Linked DNA regions of Mus musculus: region 1 is linked to region 2. Evidence: chromatin contacts called from ENCODE POLR2A ChIA-PET data. All regions are on one chromosome and are shown on one strand. The core of a region is the stretch at or near the end of the contact, and the rest is flanking DNA. Distances in the headings are between cores, read along the strand shown.

Region 1 (2,700 bases), core at 175-2,674, 110 kb after region 2:
CCAATCAAATTCCTTAAAGAATGACTGGCAAGCAAATCACCTCAGGACCTGGAAGTGGGTGATCTAAGATAGAAAAAGGTCTTGCATCATGTATGGACGTAGAGAAAATTCACTTGGGGTCACTACTAACTGCAGTTCTCAGATTTAATCAAGGTTCAAGGGAGAAGAAAAGAAAAGCAATATGGGGGCTGGTGAGATGGCTCAGTGGGTAAGAGCACCCGACTGCTCTTCCGAAGGTCCAGAGTTCAAATCCCAGCAACCACATGGTGGCTCACAACCATCTGTAACAAGATCTGACGCCCTCTTCTGGAGTGTCTGAAGACAGCTACAGTGTACTTACATATAATAAATAAATCTTAAAAAAAAAAAAAAAAAGCAATATGGATAAGAATAAGAAGCTGGGTCAGCAGCAGGTTGATACATCAAAAGTGGCCAATCAGAAATTGAAAGGACAGGTGGTGGAATTGAGAAACATGGTGAGATGTGCTGAGGCTCTGGGGGAACGGGTTCTATGTTAATATGGAATGAAGGCTACAATGTACTAAAGGATGCTTTCCCCACCTCTGGAACCTGAAGGAAGTTCTATTTTACAGTGATGACAATAAAGCATCCATTATATTAAAACTGGCAGTTGGTCAAACACATTTTAAGTCCAAATAAAATAGAAAATGTTTATAAATAATGTAAATAATAAATGTAAATGTAACATACGACATGGGATTTTCATTGGAACTCTTGGGTTTGACCACAATTACTCTCATGATGAACCTTTTATCACCTAACCATCACCTAGGATACCTGAGGCCAGAGGATCAGTGAAAACGCATCTGGAAGCACCGGGTGAATCAGGGCACCACAGAGTCTCTAGCTACTCACTGCAGAACTCGGAACGTTATCCTGAAGCCTGCATTTGCACACACCTTCACTGGTGATGTCTGAAAAAGGGGTTTCCCATCGCAAGCCTTCTGGGCTCTCTGTGCGTCCCGCGAGGAGTAAAACTTGATGATGGCGTAGAAACCAGGACGAGCCACTGCAGCGTTCGGGAAGACTCGGACTGAATACAGAAGGCCAAACTGAGAGAACACTGTGAACAGAGAATGCTGTGGGAGGCCCACCAGTGAGTGCTGACCCCCTACCTCACTTCAAGCCCAGATCCCGCCCTTCTCCGCTGGAAGCACTCCCTTCACTGGGGCTTCATCTAAGGAGGAGACAAGCCCTCGCTGGCTCCCCGTTCCTCTGCGCCCACGCGGGGCCCACGCCTCCTGTCCCCCCACTCCCTTCCCCTGCCCTCTCCGCGCAGCCCCTCACACTTAAGGCTTCGGCTGGGGGCCCAGTGCTCAGATCCCACACCAACAAAACTTTGTCGCTCTGGGTGGGAACTACGAAAGAGATCAACTCCGCCATGGTAAAGCCAGTGCGCCTGCGCAAGCTACTACCGCGAAATTTAAACCCTCACAAGTAAAGGGCGGAGCTTAACGATTTCCTTAAAACTTCCCACAAAGCACATATTTAAAATGTTTCCACCCCACATTAGCTCCAGTGCTACACTCTTTTTTCTTTTTTTTTTTCCTAAGATTTATTTATTTATGTGGTTGCTGGGACCTGAACACAGGGCCTTTGGAAAAGCAGTCGGTACTCTTAACCACTAAGCCATCTCTCCAGCTCTGGCGCAAACGAGAACTCAGTTATCGTGTACACAACCCAATCAGGATACAAACTAACGAAAGTTAAGAAGAAGAAAACACAGACATATTTAAAAAGCTGGACTGCCCTACAATCACCATGCTCTGACTTTAAAACCAACTTTACTCCCCAGAGGGGGTGCACCGTTCCTGGAGGTACTGCAATACCAGGTCGATGCGTGGAGTGGACGGAGCAAGCTCCTATTCCAACTCCTACTTCCAAAAATCCATTTAATATATTGTCCTCGGATAGAGGACGTATCAGATATTAAACTGATAAGAACAGATACTACACTTGATCTTAGCCAAAAGGCCGAGAAGCGATACCGAACTACGCCCACACGCCCCATACACTCAACACCGACCACACCTTTAATTCACAGTCACCAACCAACCGACTCAAACATGCAGCCAACACAGACTCTCCTCTTCATTGAGTACACCACCTTTACGCCACGAAAAGCCTGTAAGATTCAAGGAGGCCGAGAAGTTTTGGTTGCAGTTTTTTGTTTTTGCTCCCAGAGTTCCACAGAGCAGTTATTTGCATGCCCCGCCCAAGCGCGCCGAAAGCTCGAACCTGGACTGCTTTTTCCGCTTCTGCGCTGTAGAGCGCAACCGGGGCGCAGAGGGGACGTATTGACCTTTCCCTGCGATACAACCAGGTTCTTCTTCGCAGTCTTTCAGACCACACCCACAACAAAAGGTCCTTGAGGAAAAGGGGCCTTTCGATTTTCTGCTTAATTTATTAGTTTACAGGCGATTCCGCTAGGCTCCTCCCTAGGATCAAGCAACCAGCTTATGGTGCTTCTTCAGGTGTGGTGATAACGACTGCTTCACCACTCCAGCTCTCTCTGTTCCCACGTGTTCCTTGCGGTCTCTGGCCCCAGCCCCCATTCTCTCCTTCTCTGTCCCCTGCTTTCTCTGCCCTCGTGACTCTGTTCCCCTCTGTCTGCCTATCTGTTCATCTACCTCAACCCCTTCTCCAAGCCCTCCCTCCCCTCTCTTCCCCCAAATAACT
Region 2 (2,700 bases), core at 106-2,605:
TCAAAATTTAAATTCAGTAGCAACACCAAAGAAACAAAAAGGAAACAAAGAATCTTCAGATATACATACTGTGAATTCTGCACCATTTTTGACCAGAGAAGCCTTAAAAGTATCAAAGGTAGTATTTTTCTCAGCAAGACTGATGACAAATTCAGCTGTTAAAAAAAAAAAAAGGAATTATAAATGGACTCAGATAATAATTAAATTATAAAAGAACTCAGGAATCCGCCTGCCTCTGCCTCTCAAGTGCTGGGATTAAAGGCGTGCGCCACCACTGCCCGGCTTTGTCGTCGTTTTTTGTGACGGGTCATACCCTGATACATACCATGCCCAAGCTACCCTCAGATTATCTACGTGTGACTTTGGAATTACTAATCATTCTGCCCTCACATCCCAAGCCTGAGATCCTAGGCGCCTGCCTGGCTGTCATTTACTTTTGAGGACATTCTGAAAAAGCCCAACACCACCCAACCCTGTACCTATCAAACGGAAGTGTTCCCCTCATGCTTCTAATTCACATACTCGGCCTCTCATTTTCACAAGGGCTCCGGCTATGCATATAATTACGATCTGGGCCCCGAGCCTTTCTTATTTTCTCTCTGGGTCCCCTAGTCACAGTTTGCCCTTAAACATCTAATGACTAGTATGTGAGAGATAAGAAGATGTAACTAATTTAAGAGCACGGCTCAAAGCACAAGCTCGAAGTAGATGCTGACTACTGCCTGACTGTGCGAAGACCAAACAAGATAATGTAGATGAAGAGCTACCCATAATATCTTGTGAGCTTCTAAAAATTACTGGCCGTAATTACAACCATCATCTTCGCGGGGGCTGCTGCTGCTGCTATTGTTAAAGCTATTTCGCCCCCCAGAACTGAAAAACAACAATCGAGCAGAAATTGCTGCCCCAGCCTTCACCGGCAGCTCACAGAAATGGTTTCTAATAGCTCGGACCGGATGGTTCTCAAGCAGAGGCCACCGCCACAGGTTCCCGGAGCCCAAGTCACGATGACACACACACAGACACAGACAGACAGACACACACACACACACCATCAACCGCTTCTCTCCTGCCTCCCTCACCCCCAAAATCAAAAGCCATCGGGACCTTCCTCCAGCTCACCCAGATCCTTGTCGTTGATGCCCAAGTGATTGTCCAGCTCCGTGCAAACCTTCGACACCAAAGACAGGTACTCAAGTTTAGCGAGTTCTTCCGCCGGGCCGGGCTCCGAGCCCATTAGGACCCCGGCGGCGGCCACGGCTACAGCCATGGCTACAACTTCCCTTTGGTCTCCTTCCGGCCGGCCAGAACGCGAAGCCACAGCTTCCACTTCCGGGTCGGCGCTCGTCTCTTTTGTTTACAGGGACGTCAAGTAAAGTTAACCGTCTTTGTAAGGATCAGCGAGATCTGGCAGGAAGTTCCCACAGACGGGCCAGACGCACTGAGTTACGCTGTTCGTTCAGTGGCGGCCTCTAGCGGGGGGGAAGACTCCACCCGCCTTTAGGTTTTTTTAAGGATCAATCTCAGCGCGCCTCTGTGATCCGTCAGCAGAGGGCGACCGTGGCCTGCGCGACTGAACAGCGCCTCGGAAAAGCAAGTTGGCTTGTCCTTGATCAGCTCAGTTCCTGACCTCATGGCAAGTGATCTCAAGTGACCTTACACCAGCAGACGCTAGATTCTGGCTGCTTATCTGTAAACTCGGATAATACGGTCTAAATGAAATAGATATGCAAAGTGGCTGAGCCACAGTAGGCACACTGAAAATATTAGTTGCTGTTATAACCCCCCCAAACTGCGAGTGGTCCAGCAAAGCTTATCTCAAGCATTCCTGTTGCCAAAACCCTCAGTCCTCTTAAAATCTGCTTCTCTAAATGTCAGCTGTGTTGTGAACCTGAGGTCATAAATTCAGGTGTCCCAACTTTTACTTTTCCCTTTGGCAGAACCTTGCAATGAAGATGAAGGGTTTCCCATGTCTTAGTATTCTGTGTAAAAAACAAGAAAATACTTCCTCTAAGGTGAGTAGCCCTCCCATCAGTCAAAAGACAGAAAATGAGCCCCCTCTGCTACTGTTGGCTGACTCTGTTGCACTACTGTGTCTTTGAATTATTGGGAACACTTCAGTGATAACGAGTTGCAGGGAAGCTGGGCAGGCTGGTGCTCTCCTTTAATTGAAGCACTCGGAGGGCAGAAACAAGCTGTTCTCTGAGACTGAAGTCAGCCAAAGTTACACAGTGAGAACCTCTCTCAAAATTGCAGGCAAAGGACTATCACAGTAGTTCCGTGTTTCCAGGTTCCCAAGGATTTAGTACATTGCCATCTGAGTTCCTGATGCCCTTCCCTTCCTTATAACTTACTTGTTTTTATTTCCTATACATGGTTTTGCCTGCATTCATGTCTGTGTAAGGATGTCAGATCCCCTGGAACTGGAGTAACAGATAGTTGTGAGCTTCGGTGTGAGTGCTGGAAATTGAACCCAGATCCTCTGGAAGAGTGACCAGTGCTCAGAACCATGAGCCATTTCTCCAGGACTCACTCCTTCCTTCCTTCCTTCCTTCCTTCCTTCCTTCCTTCCTTCCTTCCTTCCTTTCTCCGTGAACAGAATGAGAAAGTCTGCCCTTGATGCTGCTTGCTTATCTGCCAGTATGGAGTTAGGTTTCAGGAGTTAATTCCACTTGACCCTTCTTTCTCTACATCTCCTTG

Evidence for each region. ChIA-PET counts read pairs that join two places held with the same protein, here RNA polymerase II (POLR2A).
Region 1: POLR2A ChIA-PET joins it to region 2 with 51 read pairs in Patski. The contact joins the promoter of Rdm1 here to the promoter of Dhx8 in region 2. POLR2A ChIA-PET finds 5 or more read pairs at or near these places in 5 of 5 experiments (Patski and embryonic stem cell).

Annotation. Positions count from the first base shown.
Region 1 is chr11:101,626,673-101,629,372 of GRCm38, reverse strand. It overlaps Rdm1 (RAD52 motif 1), which reads right to left and starts at 1,424. Exons shown (of 7, transcript NM_025654.2): 1 at 1,309-1,424; 2 at 921-1,100. The coding sequence starts at 1,404. LOC115487916 (a small nuclear RNA gene) reads right to left here and starts at 2,007; the gene lies at 1,817-2,007.
Region 2 is chr11:101,731,611-101,734,310 of GRCm38, reverse strand. Dhx8 (DEAH (Asp-Glu-Ala-His) box polypeptide 8) reads right to left here and starts at 1,355. Exons shown (of 23, transcript NM_144831.2): 1 at 1,123-1,355; 2 at 70-155. The coding sequence starts at 1,270.